Linked DNA regions of Homo sapiens: region 2 is linked to region 1. Evidence: chromatin loops called from intact Hi-C (ENCODE). Cell type or tissue: A673. All regions are shown on one strand. Each heading gives the region's core, and the rest is flanking DNA. Links, peaks and the distances in the headings are about the cores only.

The links. Hi-C counts contacts between places; a loop is a spot of excess contacts. Peaks named below come from ENCODE experiments on the same cell type or tissue, not always from the same donor. Only the 100,000 strongest peaks of a DNase experiment are listed, where the experiment ranks them.
Region 2: a loop joins it to region 1, with 2.9 times the contacts of the local background. A loop is called at or near these places in 9 of 110 quality-filtered maps.

Annotation. Positions count from the first base shown.
Region 1 is chr7:33,927,956-33,937,339 of GRCh38, forward strand. It overlaps BMPER (BMP binding endothelial regulator), which reads left to right. Exons shown (of 15, transcript NM_001365308.1): 3 at 9,334-9,384. Among named protein-coding and RNA genes, the nearest start is that of BMPER, 27 kb to the left of the region's middle. RefSeq lists a silencer at 4,953-5,219. In A673, for the core only: a CTCF peak has its summit at 5,110 (motif pointing left); DNase peaks (open chromatin) are centred at 5,066 and 5,776; H3K27ac peaks cover 273 bases.
Region 2 is chr7:33,330,477-33,338,476 of GRCh38, forward strand. BBS9 (Bardet-Biedl syndrome 9) reads left to right here. Exons shown (of 23, transcript NM_198428.3): 10 at 5,965-6,146. Among named protein-coding and RNA genes, the nearest start is that of BBS9, 200 kb to the left of the region's middle. In A673, for the core only: a CTCF peak has its summit at 4,102 (motif pointing right); no DNase peak of the experiment used is centred there.

The sequences.
Region 1 (9,384 bases), core at 824-8,823:
AGGGCGCCCAGCAGTGTAAAATAACCAGAGGTGTTGAGGAAGCAGCCTGGCCTCCTGCGTGTGAAGCTGCATTGCTTTGCAGGGCTTCCTTCTCCTTCACCCCTGGCCTGCAGATTCTTCCCAGGAGTCTTTTGGAAGTGTTCTCTGCCGCACCGACCCCATCCCACATCCCAGCTGTTGGAGTCTCTTCTGTTAGGAAGAGAGAAGGGTTGACTGAGGCATTTGGGCCCAGTAAAGGCAGGACGCCACCATGAACCCTCTCGGTTCACATGCCTGGCAGAGTGAGTTGCAACCTACCTGTTGGTTTTTTGTTTGCTTTTGGGAACTGAGCACGGTGGCAGAGCTGCATCTGTGACAGGGCCCACGGGGCTCGATCCCTGGCTCTGCGTGTTCCCTCCATTCCAGTTACACAAATGTGCTGTTGCCAGCAGACCCTTTGCTTATACGACGCGCAGTCTAATAAAAAACAGGCAGTGCTACTCTCTTTTGGGCTACTATTTTTATTTGGTGGTTGTTTTTTTTTGTGTTCTGCCATCTCTAATGTTTTGGTTCCATTTCAAAATATGATTAAACAGAATGAGGAGCTGTTTGACACTGCCCTGTTTTAAATCAGACTTCTACTTGAGCAGCCAGGACACTCTAATGGCCTGTGTTTCTTTGTTCCGTGAGTTTCTTGAAAAAGCCAAAAAAAAAAAAAAAAAAAAAGCCAGACCTAAATCCTTAAACAGAATAGGACCCAAAACAATCCCTCCAACAAACTAAAGCCCATTAAAAAAAAATGGAATAGTTAGGTAACGTAAATATCAGAAGGGCCTCCTTATTAATCCCCCATTGCCTCTGCTGGCACGTGTCATATTTTCAAGGTATAGGATCAGGAGAACACTGTCATTTAGTGATGTATTAGGGCCATATATCATCAGAACATCGTCTTTGTAGGGGATATGGGTACTAAAAGACACGATTCTGGCCAGACAGAACCTCAGGGGGTCTTACTTCTTTCCTCCACCCCCCTGCCTTTTTCTTTAATCTCCCTCTGTTTTGTGTTGCAGAGAAGTGAATTTCTTCATGGGATATGACTTGTTGCAAAATAATCGGGGGGCCCCAGTGGGCTTCATAAAGTCTTTTTAAATGTTCGGGCTTCAAGGGCAGCTTTGTTCAGAGTTTGCACTGTGAGCTGGGCCGGAGGAGGCGTGTTTGCCAGGGCCTGGGTCTCTGGGGTAAAGACTCGTTGAGCCTAGACAGGAGGGAAAAAGAATAACACTCCCAGATGGAGTGCAATGAATTGCATGATGTTCTTGCAAGACATTTTAACATTAAGTCTACAAAATTATGGCCGTGGGATGCTGCAAGCCTCCCAAGAGAGTACACTCTTCTGCTCAAATCAAAGAAGAAATGAGAGGACTTGGCAGGTTCGGGTCCAGGTTTTGGTCAGCCTTGCAAATGACCAGGCACTCAGAGACTGGGACTTGTTTTGAGTTTTTAAGTCAGAGATTTAATCTGTCTTTCCTAAAAGGCATTATTTTTACTTCTGTGTTCAGAATGAAACCATAAAGCACCAAGGTTTATAAAGGTCTGAAAATGGGGTGCTCAACAAAGGCAAACATTTAAATTCTTAGCTGCAAGGGAAAGGTGGCTCACTTAGCCTCTAAATGAAGCTATATAGCATAGTGATGAAATCATAGGCTTTGATATCAGAGTCCTGGGTTTGAATCTCTGCCCTGGCTAGCTATGTAAACCTGGGTGAGCCGTTTAACCTCTCCGTGCCTCAGTTTACTTACCTATAAGATGTGATGGGAAGTAAATCAGTGCCTTCTTCAGGCTTGTTTGCAAGGGTTAAATGACAAAATACACAAAACATTTTCAGCATGGTGGGGCATATAATAGATTTCCTATAAATGTCAGGTGTTATTATTCTTAATAGTTCAGCAACCTGCCTGGAAAACACTATGTTACTTCATTGTTTGGTTAGAGATGGATCAGCTTTGTTTGTGGCCCTGACTATGGAAGGGATTTGCAAAAGCAGTGGAGGTTGGGGTTGCAGAAAGGTCTGGAAATGCCACTTTACGTTAAGGGCTTGAGGTATATTGTGCAAAGGGCCACAGTTGACACCTCCCATCTCTTGGACTAAACTCAGTTGGGAAAGAGGTCTTGGGTGAAACCACTTCTTTCAGCTGGGGAGTTTGGGTCCTTTTCCCTTTCAGCTTCATGTTCTTCATCTTAGAAATGGTTTTCTTCATGTTGTCTTTCTATTTTTTTTCAAGTTCTGTTGAGTTGAGAGACATGACCCAGAGCCTTGGACTTGTACACTTAGGGTTTGTGGCTGACCAAACTGCCTTTTATTTTTTTCTTCCAGATATTTCTGTGTAAGAGTTATGGGGAAGTCAATTTTACTATCAGTAATGAAGAATGAGCAAGCAAAAGCTTAATTAAAATAATAAATCATCAATCAAATTTAATACTGCCATTGGCAACCACTGGGCTATCTCAGGGCCCCCCTACCCATGCTCCATTATTATTTTCCAAGAGACTGAGAACAGACTTTGTCCAAAGGAGACAGGCTGGAGCAGGTATAAGCTTGCATTCTCTCCTGTCTGTGAGTTCATGCTCGTTTGCTCAGGATTTCCCCTGACCGAATGTTCTAGAGAGGTCATCACTTCATTTTACAATTTCCAATGATCAGAACTGCTGATAAGCAATGAAATCTCACTGGGTTCAGTGGCTCACAGCTATAATCCCAGCACTTTGGGAGGCCGAGGTGGAGGATCACTTGAACCCAGGAGTTTGAGACCAGCCTGGGAAACATAGTGAGGCCTTGTGTCTACAAAAAAATAAAAATAAAAATAAATTAGCAAGGCATGGTGGTACATGCCTGTAGTCCCAGCTACTTCTGGAGGCTGAGATGGGAGATTGTTTGAGTTTGGGAGCTTGAGGCTGCAGTGAGCCATGGTTGTGCCTCTGCATTCCAGCCTGGGTGATGGAGCAAGACCCTGTCTCAAAGAAAAGCAATGAAATCTGGCCCCTTTGGGTCTTTGGTTGCTGCCAACACACTTCTTTTTTCAGCTTTTGTTTCCGTCTCTTCATTCTAGAACCTTGGCTTAAAGTCTGGTCTGCTTACCCAAGTCCTGGGTAATCCCTTACATGGTACCTCTCATAGGTTACCTTGTACTAGGGCAGAAACGTGGCAGGAGACCTCGCCTGTTTGGCCCAGGTGGCCTGTCCAGAAAATCTGCAGACTAGCTTAACTACATACTAGTCTGTTCCTAAAGTCTCAACAGCCTATTGGAGCTAACCTAATTTGAATATGATACTTCTGTACATTTTAGTGCTGTGCTTTACAAACTAACCTTCCCAGCTGATCCCGTAAGCCAGGCTGGGAACTGGGTTCTGTTCCCAGGTCCACTGCTAGCTGCCTCTTTGAGGGATCTGAGACAGCCTCATTGTGTGCCATTTCTCCATCTGCAAATCTTAAGAAACCTGTGAGGATTAATGAAATAATGTCTACAGAGATCTTTAGAAGAAAGCTGCTATGTAAACCTGAAGTATTATTCTTCTGTTTATGAGAAGTGGTATAATATTGCCTGGGAGAAATTGTGACCTGGGTTCAAAAGTGCTAAAAAGTTCTCTTGGGCTCTTTGGGATCTGGAATTGGGTTACAATGGGGATACTTCAAGGAGAAGTTGACTCTTTGACTTCATACATAGAGAGACTAGAAATTCCGATGAGAATATACACGCTGATGTGGGATCAGCTTCCCCTGCTTCCTCCTCCTTGGGGCACTTGAAACAAGACATCCATATTCCTAACAACAAATTCCTATTTGAGCCATCTTGAGACTCTCCACATGGACCACTATTGTGTAAGTTCTCAGATAATAAAAATTTGAGTAAGCATCAAAATGTCCTATTTGTGCTCAGCAATGGTGATGGCTTTTGAATCAAGGTGAAGATCTCTTTCGTGCTTCTCACTGTGCCAGAAGTTACACCACAGTGTTTGTGTGATCTGCTGTTGTCTGTTGTCTTATTTTCCCCAAGAGCTTGTAGGTTTCTGGAGACTAGGAACCTTGCTGTATGATTTCTGTCTCCCTCCCGCAGCACTGAGTATAGTGATACGTGTGCCAAGGCTTTGTTTTTCAGCTTTAGAGCCTCCACTGCTAAGCAACTTTCCCTCTCAGAGTCGCCAGGCTGGGGCATCTATCCCAGGAAATTGGCTATTTGGGATGAATGTGGGTCTACCTCCAGGGGTATTTGTATTTTGGTGGGGAATTCTTGAAGGCAGCAAAATCTGTAAGCTCCTCCCCAACAAAGACTACCGGGATGGAATAACAGGGCACCCCGCCACTTTATTCCCAGCAGTCACACTACCTGGCCTGTGTGCTTCATTGACATATTGAGTATTGTTCACTCGGGCAGAAAAAAATACCACAACCTCACAGCCTTCTTAGTTTCCTGAAAAAAGATCTGTCACTTTGAATTTGCTAGTTTGCCAAATGACAGCTGTTTGCCTCCCAGGCAGGCTTTGCTGTCATCAGAGACAGGGATGGAGGGAAAATAATGCCATCATCTAGGGGAAGGGTCTTGTGTTGATCTTCAACATGGCTAACCAAATGGACGATCAGCAGGCAGACACGAGGTATTTTCATTTTCACTCTTATTTCAAGAGATTTGTGATGGTGTTTCATAGTCTAAAAATAAAGGATCCGCCCGCAGACATTTCTCCCTCCACTACCCTCATCATATTAGCTGCTGCGTTTTCCTCTCCAGATTTTGATTCTATTATTTTTTATTATAAATGAAAGGTCAAGGAATACTTTTCGTATTCCATAATAGGATTGGTTCTGGAAGAATCTTTGAAAAAAAAAATACGTTCAAGACATTGGGGCTGGGAATAGAACGGAAGCATCTCAAAAGCATGTTTTTCTGGTTAAGGAAAGCACACGAGAACGTTTCACAGCGGTGCTCTGCTATCTTCTCTGTACCCCTCCGCCCTACGCTCATGGGAGAGCTCATTTCTCTCCCCATCAGACACTGGGAAATACTCCCAAGGCTCTGGCAGTCTCAAGGCTGCAATTCCTGAGACCGGGGACTCTGTGCTGCCATCTCGTGGCAGATCTCAGACACAGCAAGCTGGCTGCCGGAATCCTGTTTGAACTTGGCTTGCGGCGGGAGCTGTGGTTTGGCTCAAATCCTTATAGAGCTTTGTTGCCAGTCATGTTGATTTTTAAAAAATGTTTTACTCCCTATGCCCCCCTTTTAGTTTTTCATGTTGGCACTTCATTTAATGTGCCTCCAGAGGCTACATTTTGGGTTTTGATGTGTTTGGTCAATGTTAAAGAATCGGTTAACTATCTTCCTGAAAGAAGGCAGTAATGCAGACAGACGCCTTTGACAGCAGGTAGACCACTGGCTGGCAACCGTAGAAAGAGGGACACACGGGAGACTAAGAATGAAAGATGCAGTAAGGTTTATTGCTCTTATTCATTGGTTAGGTTTTTTTTTTTTTTTTTTTTAGAGTATTCTGACCTTTTCCTTGAGTGTATTTTTGCTACCATTTCTCTTGTTTAGATCTGGAGAGACTCAAACTCAAGCTGGGATTTGGGGAAAAGTGTTTGAGGATGCCAGTCTGGCTTTCAGAGGCATGATAGGCACATCTCTGTTGATATCCAAATTGGAACAACTTTCCTTGTTACCAGAAAACAGCTGGTGTCTGCAGACCTTCCCATGGTTGGCCATGACACAGGCCCCTGGAGTTGCTCTGCTTTCGTTAGAGAGTTCCTGTCTGGAGCCACCAGGAAGACACCAATCTCCCCTGGGGCCTGAGGGCAGGATCATTATTTTGTTCTCTTCTGCATCCTGAATGCCTGGGAAGGCATTTAAATGACAGGCCTCTATTTGTATTCCAGATCTGTGTCTTGGGTGACCCTGGGCAAGTTTCCTAACATTGATCCCTCCTCTGTAAGATGGCGATCATTGGGAATTTTTGGTGAAAAAAATGCACATAAGATTCTTAGCACAGAGCCTGAACACACAGAGAATGAGTTCAGTAAGTGTGAGCCAGTATTAGAAAATGTTTCTTGAATGAAGATGTGAACGGAATGAGCCCTGAACTTGAGTCACAGTGGTGACACATAGTGCATGTGGGGATGAGGCAGCCCAGGGGGTGAGGGAGTCCTGAAGGCATGGCTTTGCGTGTGCCACTTCTCTCCAGAGCCACTGGCTCAAGAACAAGTGTTTTTGTCTCTTGGCAAAATTGGGAAAGTGAATGGAGTGGTCTTAATTAACCTGTGTTTGAATTTACTCTGTAGCTGCTGGACTCAATTAAGGAAATGGAGGAATCAGGCTCTCACCAGCAATTCCCTGAGCTTTTAAAGTTTTTTCTTGGAAGGCCTGGGATTCCAAAGACTACTCCACATTCACACCAATCAGACACCAGGGCAATGATCAGATATGGCAGTTCTGTACCAATGTGACCGTTGATAGAATATTTAAAAACTCCCAGTGTAATCAGGGGGAAAAAACCCACTAAACCTACAGCTAAGGTTTAGGTTTGTTCTATGTGTGTGTACAAAAAAAAAAAAAAAAAAATCCAGATGTGAATCTACAAACCATCTGGTTGGAATAACTTTTGTGCTGGACTGTAATTACAAACTATTTATTATGAATCTTGGGATCCTGTTATGGATTTTGACTGGCTCCCAGGTTTCTAAGTCAGCAGAGTTCCTATATTTAAGCGAATGTGTGCCTTCCTATTTATCAGATCCCAGATTGTGCCATCACTTTGACTGCCCTGAGAGCTTTGAACTCTCTGTATCTGAAGATTCTTCCCTTCAGAGAGGAGATGCGCTTGGGAGTGGCCCTTGGCTAAGGCCGCAGCCAGGTTGCAGCCAGGTTTGCTGAATGCATAAAGCCATACAGTCCTGGTAACAGAAGCTCTGTTAATGAAGTTCTTTCACAATTCTCTTGGGGTGGGAGAGTCGGTATAAAATTTAGCTTGCAAGAACTACGCTTTTCAAAATGAAGTCACTGTCAACAATACCAAGCAGCATACATACCTGGTGGCTATCTGTGATGACTTTGGTGGGAGTTGGGAGAGATTATTAATTTGTAAAAAATATGTCTCTTTATTTTGAATGGTGACCATAACAATGTATGACCTTTGTAGTTTAAGAAAAAATTATAAAAATAAATCTAAGGGCTGTGCCTTATAGTTAGCCTTGATGCCACCATTATCATGGAGAAAAGGGGGTGAGGGAAGGAGTTCTGGGGAGCGTGGAGCCAGTATGCTTGGCTTCAGATTGTAGGTCTGCTGTTCACAAAGGGACTGTGGACAGCTCCTTATCCCAGCTCAGCCCCAGTGGCCACAGAAATACTCTCCCCTGATGGCAGTGGTTCTCAACCCTAGCTGAACATTGGAATTACCTGGGAGCTTGAACAAATACCCATGCCTGGTCCTTAGATTAACCAGATCTGAGCTTCAGGGGGTGGGAGACCATGGCAGTCTTTGTTAAGAACTCCACAGGGGGTTGTAATGTGCAGCTAAGGATGAGGGCCCCTGTCTCACAGGATTTTAAGAGTAAATGAGGTCAGCCCCTTGAGGGCACTTACCATATAACAGATCCCAAAAAAGAAAGAGAGAAAGAGACAGAGAGAGAGAGAGAGAGAAGGAGAAAGAGAGAGAGAGAGAGACTGGATGACTCAGGTCACCCTCCCATCATAAGGACAACCAGTAAATGAAAAAACAAAACAGCAGCAGCAGCCCCTGCAGGTGTGGGGTGCAGGTGGCTGTGGATCGATGCCCTTTCTCTGGGTGTCAGACAAGTCCTAGGACAGTTTCAGGAGAATATTCACCACATTCATTCCAGTGTTCCTTAACAGAAGTGAGTGTCATTTTCTATATGTGCCATTCAGTGGACAAGTTTGAGCAACACCGGTCGTGGCTTATTGTTTCTGTGCCTCAGTTGGCCTTGCAAAAGCCACGAGGGCAGGGAAATAACAGGGCTGATACGGAAACAGCTGTGGGCAAGGCAAGGCCCAACCCTCCCCGTAGAACTCACTCTCAGCTCACACACAAGCTCGCAGGCACATATGCACATGCACACCCACACACACACACACCTGCAGGCTCGCATGTGTCTCCTTGGTTCTGAGCAAGAAATGGTGAGATCTTCTTAGTCTCATGACATGGAGGCATACTGGGTACACTTGAGAATTTTCTCAAATTTGTTATCAGGGCTGAGTTTGGTTTTCTTCTTTATTAATACATATGCCAAGAGAGTTCTAGGTTCATTTCAAGGTGAGCAGAGCCGGCCAGTTGCTCCTCTCCAACCTGCCCCGAGATGAGGCACTGGTAGTGCTTGCTGTTATCCAGGGAAGGGCATAGGTGTGCACACATTTATATCTTCATCTCGAGTTCCATCTCTCCCACTGGAAAGCTGGGTAATCTTGGAAAAGTCAGCTACCTTCTCTGAGCAGCAGTTTTCTTGTTTGCAAAATGGGGATAACGATACTGACCACACAGAATTTTAGTGAGAATGAAAGCCACATCAGCTAGCATGTGGTCGCCGCTTGATAAATCTCACATTTTGTTGAATTTTTTGAGACAGTATTTTTGGTTCAGGTGCATACAATCCATATACAAACAGGCATATTCATCATGTTTGTATCTTCTTTAAGACATTTTAACAGCTAACCTTTCAGGAAAAAACCAAAGATGCAAATGTTCACCACATGTTCATTAGCATAAGTGCTAATATAACACAGCTGTCCCACAGCTAGAAAACACTGACGTCCATGTCTCTGCTTGGCATGTAGAATATTATTTTTTCTTTTACCAAGCCGATCCAATATTCAACTTTGTCATTATTTGAGTTGGAACTTTAGATTGCTGCATTTTAATGCACTCTACTATTAAGGATTGTTGGACGGCCATGTGAAAATATTTTTGTTCTCACGATGCAGTCCTGGCCCAGGTAGCCCAACAGGCAAAATATGGTTTACACAAATATTATCGTTTCTGTAGTGTGTACTAAAAAGAAACCTTAGAATCTGAAGGAGCGGGAGAGAACTTCTCCCTTGGCAATCGGTTATCTAGGTGAAGCTGGCTTTGTAAAGAAGGGACTTTTCATCTCCTCTCATCTGACTCTGATCTCCAAAGTCCTGTGTTCCTGGATGGGTATTTCTGTTTCAGAGATGGCAAAATCCTATTTGCTCTCACAGCGTCTTCTTGCCAAGTGAAGGCCAGATAAGAGTGGGGCTCGGGAAACCTCTGTGGTGTGTTAGGATTTGGGGAATTCTGTTTGATGTCTATTTCAAATCTCTCGTGTCTCTTTTTGTCTAGAACAAGGAAGTGACATGTAAGAGAGAGAAGTGCCCCGTGCTGTCCCGAGAC
Region 2 (8,000 bases), core at 1-8,000, 600 kb before region 1:
GTAGTTTAATTTAGAGATCCCTTCCTTTGTAGCTTCCTCTGTTGCGTTCTTATAGCAAAAGTTTTCTTACCATCTCAAAGGGAGATAAATATTTTTGTAGTTTCATATTTTTAAATTGAACTTTAAAAATCCATCTGGAATTTTGTTTTAATGTGTTGTTAAGGCAGGAATCTGTTTACTGAGTGATAGAATCATTATTTACAGATTCCTGAGCAAAATTCTGTTGTTTAATTTCATGCCCCATTGCTGAAATTACAAAATTACCAAACGTCCTAGGAATGTAATATCTTTGACCCTGATTCTTCATAAAGTACATTATTCTAGTGACTTAGCTCAGTCGATGCACTTCACAGACCGATAATAATTCAGAGACCTTGATTTTGTCAATGTTAATGATGCTTTTAAGACAGAAGCAATAGGGTACACGGTATTGGATTTAATTGATGGTTCTGTTCAGCATAACATTCTGTCATTCATAGAACCTTACTTATTAACCCACATGAACAATATTGTTAAAATTTTCATTAGATGCAAAAATCCTCAACAAAATACTAGCTAACCGAATCTAACAGCACATCAAAAAGACAGTACATTATGATCAAGTGGGTTTCATTCCAGGGATGCAGGGATGATTTAACATATATAAGTCAACAAATGTGATATATCACATAAACAGAATTAAAAACGAAAATCATATGATTATTTCAATAGACACAGAAAAAGCATTTTATAAAATCCAGCATGGCTTTATGATAAAAACTCTCAATAAAATAGGCATAGAAGGGGCTTACCTCAAAGTAATAAAAGCCGTATATGACAAACCCACAGCCAGCATCATGCTGAATGGGGAAAAGTTGAAATCATTTCCCTTGAGAATTGGGATAAGACAAGGATGTCCACTTCCACCACTTTTATTCAACATAGTACTGGAAGTCCTAGCCAGAGCAATCAGACAAAAGAAAGAAATAATCCAAATTAGAAAAGAGGAAGTCAAATTGTCACTATTTGCTGATAGTATGATTGTATGCCTAGAAAACCCTAAAGACTCATCCAAAAAGCTCTTAGATCAAATTCAGTAAAGTCTCAGGATACAAAATCAATGTACGTAGATCAGTAGCACTGCTATACACTAACAACAACAAAACTGACAATCAAATGAAGAACTCAGTCCCTTTTACAACTGCCAAAAAAAAAAAAAAACCACACACACACACAACTCCCCCCAAAAAACCACCACCAACAAAAAATCTTAGGAATATACTTAACCAATGAGGTGAAAGAGCTCTATAAGGAAAACTGCAAAACACTGCTGGAAGAAACCATAGATGACACAAACAAATGGAAACAAATCCCAAGCTCAAGGATGGGAAGAATCAATATTGTGAAAATGACCATAATGCCCAAAGCAATCTATAGATTCAATGCAATTCCCATCAAAATACCGTCATCATTCTTCGCAGAACTAGAAAAAACAATCCTGAAATTCTTATGGAACCAAAAAAGAGCTCGCATAGCCAAAGCAATACTAAGCAAAAAGAACAAATCTAGAGGCATCACATTACCCAACTTCAAATTATACTACAAGGCTGTAGTTACCCAAACAGCATGGTAGTGGTATAAAAACGGGCACATAGACCAATGGAACAGGATAGAGAACCCAGAAATAAAGCCAGACTTCGAGCGAACTGATCTTTGACAAAGCATACAAAAACATAAATTCAGTAAAAGACACCCTATTCAATAAATGGAGCTGGGAAAACTGGCAAGCCACATGTAGAAGAATAAAACTAGATTCTTATCTCCCACCTTATACAAAAATCAACTCAAGATGAATCAAAGACTTAAATCTAAAACCTGAAGTCATAACCAAAAGCCACCTGTACCCCAAAAACTATTGAATTAAAAACAATTAAAAACAAGAGGCCAGGTGTGGGGCTCACGCCTGTAATCCCAGCACTTTGGGAGGCTGAGGCAGGTGGATCACGAGGTCAGGAGTTCGAGACCAGCCTGGCCAAAATGGCAAAACCCCGTCTGTACTAAAAATATAAAAATTAGCTGGGTGTGGTGGCAGGCGCCTGTAATCCCAGCTACTCAGGAGGCTGAGGCAGGAGAATCGCTTGAACCCGGGAGGCAGAGGTTGCAGTGAGCTGAGATCACGCCACTGCATTCCAGCCTGGGCAACAGAGCAAGGCTCCATGTCAAAACAACAACAACAACAACAACAACAACAACAAAAACAAAAAAGAAAAACAAGATTGAAGGCTTTAATGTCCCTAAACAAATTACATACTATATTATCATTCTTGATACAGCTTTTTGAAATTTATTCATTCACCCTTGTTTTGGTGCTATGTGTTTTTTTAAATTGTGGTAAAATACACATAACATAAAATTTACCATTTTAAGCATTTTAAAATGTACAGTTCTGTGGCATTAGGTACATTCATACTGCTGTGCAATCATCACCACTATCCATCTCCAGAACTTTTTCATCTTTACAAGACTGTATCTCTCAACCCCCTCCCCCAGCCCCTGGAAACCACCATTCAACTTTGGGTCTCTACAAATCTGACTACTCTAGGAATCTCATCTAAAAAGAATAGTTTTTAGAGTACACGTGGTTTTTGCTTACATGGATAAGTTCTTTAGTGGTGATTTCTGTGATTTTGGTGCACCTGTCATCGAGAAGTATATACTGTACCCAATATATAGCCTTTTGTCCCTCACCCCTCTCCCAACCATCCCCTCCTGCCAGTCCCCAAAGTCCATGTCATCATTCTTATGCTTTTGCATCTTCATAGCTTAGCTCTCACTTATAAGTGAGAACATACCATATTTGGTTGTCTAAGTTACTTCACTTAGAATAATGGCCTCCTGCTCTATCCAAGTTGCTGCAAAATACATTGTTTCATTCCTTTTTATGGCTGAGTTGTGTTCCATGGTGTGTATACACATTTTCTTTATCCACTCATTGGTTGATGGGCACTTAGGTTGGTTTCATATCTTTGCAAATGACATGAATAGACAATTCTCAAAAGAAGATTTTTTTTTCTTCAGCCAACAAACATATAAAAAAGTGCTCGACATCACTAATCATCAGGGAATGCTACTCAGCCATAAAAATAAACAAACTAAGCTATAATGTCTTTTTTTTTTTGAGACCGAGTCTTGCTGTGTTGCCCAGGCTGGAGTGCAGTGGTCTCGGCTCACTGCAACCTCTGTCTCCTGGGTTTAAGTTATTCTCCTGCCTCAGTCTCCTGAGTAGCTGGGATTGTAGGTGCCTGCCACCCACACCTGGCTAATTTTTGTATTTTTAGTGGAGATGGGATTTCACCACATTGGCCAGGCTGGTTTTGAACTTCTGACCTCAAGCGATCCACCTGCCTCGGCTTTCCAAAATGCTGAGATTACAGGCGTGAGCCACCATCCCCAGCCTATAATGTCTTTTGCAATTGATTTTTTAAAAAGTAAATTGCTTAAGTTCTATAATTACCTTAGCTGTCAAGACATTCTGGTGAAATTTGTTCTTTTGGTGAGGGAAGACCCTGGCTACTCTCTTTACCACTTGAACACGTGAAATACCAGTAAAAAGTGTTTTTAGAGAGTCTGAAGAAATATATGTATTCTCTATTATCCAAACTCTTCCTATTTGAACTCAGAAACTTAATAGGTTCAGATAATTTTTTAGATAAATGGCTTGTATCTAAATTGTTGCCATTTGCTATCTAAATTGATGGAATAAAACTGATTTAGTAATAAACCTTTCAACTCAAAGACCAACTCAATTTAGATAAGGAGGAATACTTGTATTGGGTAATGCTAGCTTTTCTGTATGATGGACTGTTCAAAGGATGAAGATGAAATGGAAATGCCTGTTTGAATTCAAAGAACTGATGAATCTCACATTCTCTGAGAAGCCCCCCCCAGAGGTCTGCGCTTTAGCACCCTAGAGTTGCCTGAGGACTCATTGGGTTCGTAGGGCTTAGTGGGGCTAGCTAGAATGCGGAACAGACTACAGTCACAACTCAGAGGGAAGGGAAGATTTGCTCTCTTGAAATGGGCTTGTCAGAGCTGAAAGTTGGGATTTCCATGGCCACTAGATGGCTTCAGTTACCTGCAAAGAAAGGTTCAAACCCAAAGGTACTCTGGGGTTGCTTTTCATACTTTAAGAAGATCATTCCATTTTTGGACTATTTGTTTTCTGAGGGGTAGATGGCAGAAGCAATTGATAAAACTTAAAGTTTTTGAGGATTATCTAGTCTTACCTTCTCATTTTACATATAAAGAATATTTAGGAAAGCTTTCCCAAGTTGACTGAGCTCTACAGGAGCAGCATCAGAGCCAGACTCAAGTCTCCTGCGTCCTAGTCTAGTTCTTTAGCTGTTGAACCAGTGACAACAATCTATTTTTTATTCCTCTCAAGTAATATGACAGGGTTGCATGTCACTGACTATGCCTGAGTCCTGGAGATGATGTGTATTGGAATGTTGTGTTTAAGGCAGGTGGTGAAGTGGATGCTGGTGACCATCTTATGGGCAGAACTGAGCAATGGTAGTATCTACTCCCAACCCAGTTGAGCTTTTAGATTAATGAAATGACTACCTGCCATGATCCACTGTTGGGGAGTTTTAAACATTTTTGTTCATTCTAAATAATCCTAGACTCTTACATGCCTTATCTGTTATATACTTTATGTCCTTTTCTCTTCTTCAGATGAATAGCAACATTTAAACATCTTCTTTTCTCTCACAATTTTTCTATTTTTGTTTACTTTTAGAGACAAGGTCTTGCTATGTTGCCCAAGCTGGATTCAAACTCCTGGGCTTAAGTGATTCTTTGCCTCTTCAAGTAGCTGGGAGTACAGGCTTGTGCTACTGTGCCCAATTTATTATTTTTGATTAATATCTAACCTTTAGAACCAAGTAGAAAATACTTTAAAAAAAAATCAAAAGTTTCTGTAGAAAACCTAACAAACAAAAGTGAGTCAAACAAATCCATTATGTATCAACTCAAAATGGCTTATCACGATGTTGAATTTTTTTGTTTTTATGGCAAACTTAGGGAGGAAGCAAATACAGTATTCATCTCAGCTACTTTTTATGACATGTTCACAAAAACAACTTTAAAAAAATTGTGTGCTAAAATTATCCTTAATTTATATATTATGGCTAGTTTCTAGAGTAAAACAGACCTCAGGGAGCCTAAGAGAGAAGGAAGAGTGAAAGAATGGGGAATAAAAAAGATAATGAGGATGAGAAGAGTGATAGAGAAAGAGCTAGTAAATGGGACAATTGGCTGCTTCTAGCTAAAAGTGAAGAGAAAGAGAGAACAAACCAGAGGGCCACTTGAATAGGAGAGCGTGTGAAGGAAGCTGTGATGGGAGGACCTGGGAAAGAGGGCAAACATGAATCCTAAGGGTAGAGAGGGAAAAGGATGAGGAAAGACCGGGGGCACTTTTTTTTTCGCAAGACCTCCGATGGCTTCCCACATCAACTTCGTTGGTTTTCTGTCCCCTGGGTTGTCCTGTCTTCACTCCTGTGCCTCCTTCCTGGTCTTCAGCCAGCCAGCAGCCCCGCTCCATCTCTTGGTCCATTGTACCTCCAAAGTGTTGTTCACATGCTTATTACGGAAATGCCAAGTAGTAGCTGGAAGGAGGATTAAAAACAGTACTTAAAATGCTCTTAGAGCAGGATTTGCTTTGTAGTTAGGTCCCCAAAAGTGGTAGCTATTATAATAATTAAGCTTTTTTCCCGGCCTTAGTGGACCTTAACATTGGGAATACTTCTGTAAATACAAATCGTGTTTGAAACATTTGAATTGAGTCTTTGAAGTAAAACTTTAGAAATAGATATATAGTTATTTTCTTAATGGTGTGTTGATGCTGAATTGAGTAAAAATGTAGTTGGTCAAGACTAACTCTACTGAAATTTAAAATTATGTCTCATTTTCTCTTCCTTATTGTAGTGATTTAAAGGGAGTGATAGTCACTCTGAGTGATGATGGTCACTTGCAGTGTTCATACCTGGGGACAGATCCTTCTCTGTTCCAAGCTCCAAACGTTCAATCTCGAGAACTAAACTATGATGAACTTGATGTAGAAATGAAAGAACTTCAGAAAATCATCAAAGATGTTAACAAATCACAAGGTATCTCATTTGCAGCTTTTTATTATTTTAGTATTCATTATGAAATTCATATTATCTTGTAGATAGATATTATTTTGTGTATTTGTTAATTTTCTCCTCTAGGCTTAATTAAAATCATATTTGTAAAAACAGTATTGCTCTTTAGCACACAAGGTCTTTATGTCTACTTTGTATGTTATGGCTTCTGAAAACGTATTTTATTTAAGAAAGTGCTTTTGTTGTTAATGTTTCATGGACAGCACTATCTAGTTTTTTTCTTTACATGCTAAGAAAGGAAGAAGTACTTCTTTGGGTGGTGGTTTTAGGCCTTGAGAAGAGCATTAAAATTTAGAGTGGTCATTTATTAACTTCTTATACTCCTGAAACAACTTTAGTTCTTCTTTTAAAAGAAACCAAAGCACATGAGCTACCATTTTGCTACTAAAAATGTAGTCATTTGCAGCTTAGTGACATAATTTATGTTTGTAGTTAATTAACCATCCAAATGGTGTGTAGCTTGCGGTATGCTGATTTCTAATGACTCAGAGGCTGATGATATTTTCAGTTCCCGAGTTTTGAATAACTCAATATTATCTTACTTTGGGACTCAAAAGGGTATAATTTTTTTTTGTAAATTAAAAGGAGAAACAAAACACCAATCCTGCAGTTTGAGTTGGACATGTGAAAAGCATTACTTCAAGTTCCCTTTTCAGGGTCAGGTAAAAGTATTTTTTTAATGTGAAAAAATATGGACTATTTTCACATAAAAGAAATGTTAAAACAAGTAGGAATAATAAAAGAAGCAGAGCATCAAAAGCCAACCAAAACAACAGAGCCAATCTTAATCCTGATCCAATCATTTTACTAGATTTATGTACTTTTGAGTCTATGTTACCAACATTGTATTCCTCTGGTCCTGAGGAATTGAGATAATATATTTTTAAAATACAAATATTAAAATAAAGTTATTATGCTTTGGTTTCACACATTCTTTTAGAAAGTTTTGAAAGTAAACCAGTGAAGTTCAGGTCTTTCAAGTACCTCCAATTACTTAAAAATCTATTTGTTGTCAGCGCTGCCATGTCAAATAGAGAGTGGTTAAAATGGGATGTGTCATATCGCAGTATATAATTTTTTGTTTCAATTTTTGTTACTAGCATTTTTGGGAATAATAGAATTATAAGTCTTGTTTTGTCATTTAAAAATATAATTGGGGAAGGGTGGCATAGGCATGAAACATGAAATTTCCAGAGTTCATTAAATAATATGGCTTTCATTTCAAATTTTGTCCTGAGATTTTGCCCTTTCCATAGTAATGTTCCAATAATATTTTGATTAACATTAATTGAATATGAAATTTCTCAGAAAATCCCTTACAGCTAAAAGTTATTTCTTGGTGGTTATAGTGATGACCTTGGGTGAGAAAGTTTAGGCTGTTTTACTTGTCATTACCTTGATCCTTCAGTATGTCTTAAAATAACCGCTAATTAAGATAGGGATACACCCACAGACTTAGGTGTAAAGTGCATGATTTACATAACCTCAATTTTTAATTAATGTTTGAAGTTCCTTGCCCCTTCTATGCCACCATCATTTAGTTTTATTTCTGGGAAAGAAACAAAGGGAAACTTTTTAAACTGAGAGGTATTTAAAACATTTTATTTCTAGATATGGAAAAAAATTTAGTAACTTGTACCCTTATAAAACCATGGTATGTTTGTTTATTAAAATACCTGTAATTAATAAAAGCACAAAATTGTTTTATTACAGTTTTAGCTTCTCTTTATTATGAGAAGTTAAAATGCTGAACTTTTTGATGACCCCATTATTCATTTTAATGTCACTTATTTTAGTTTGGGGGCTTTAACTTACAAA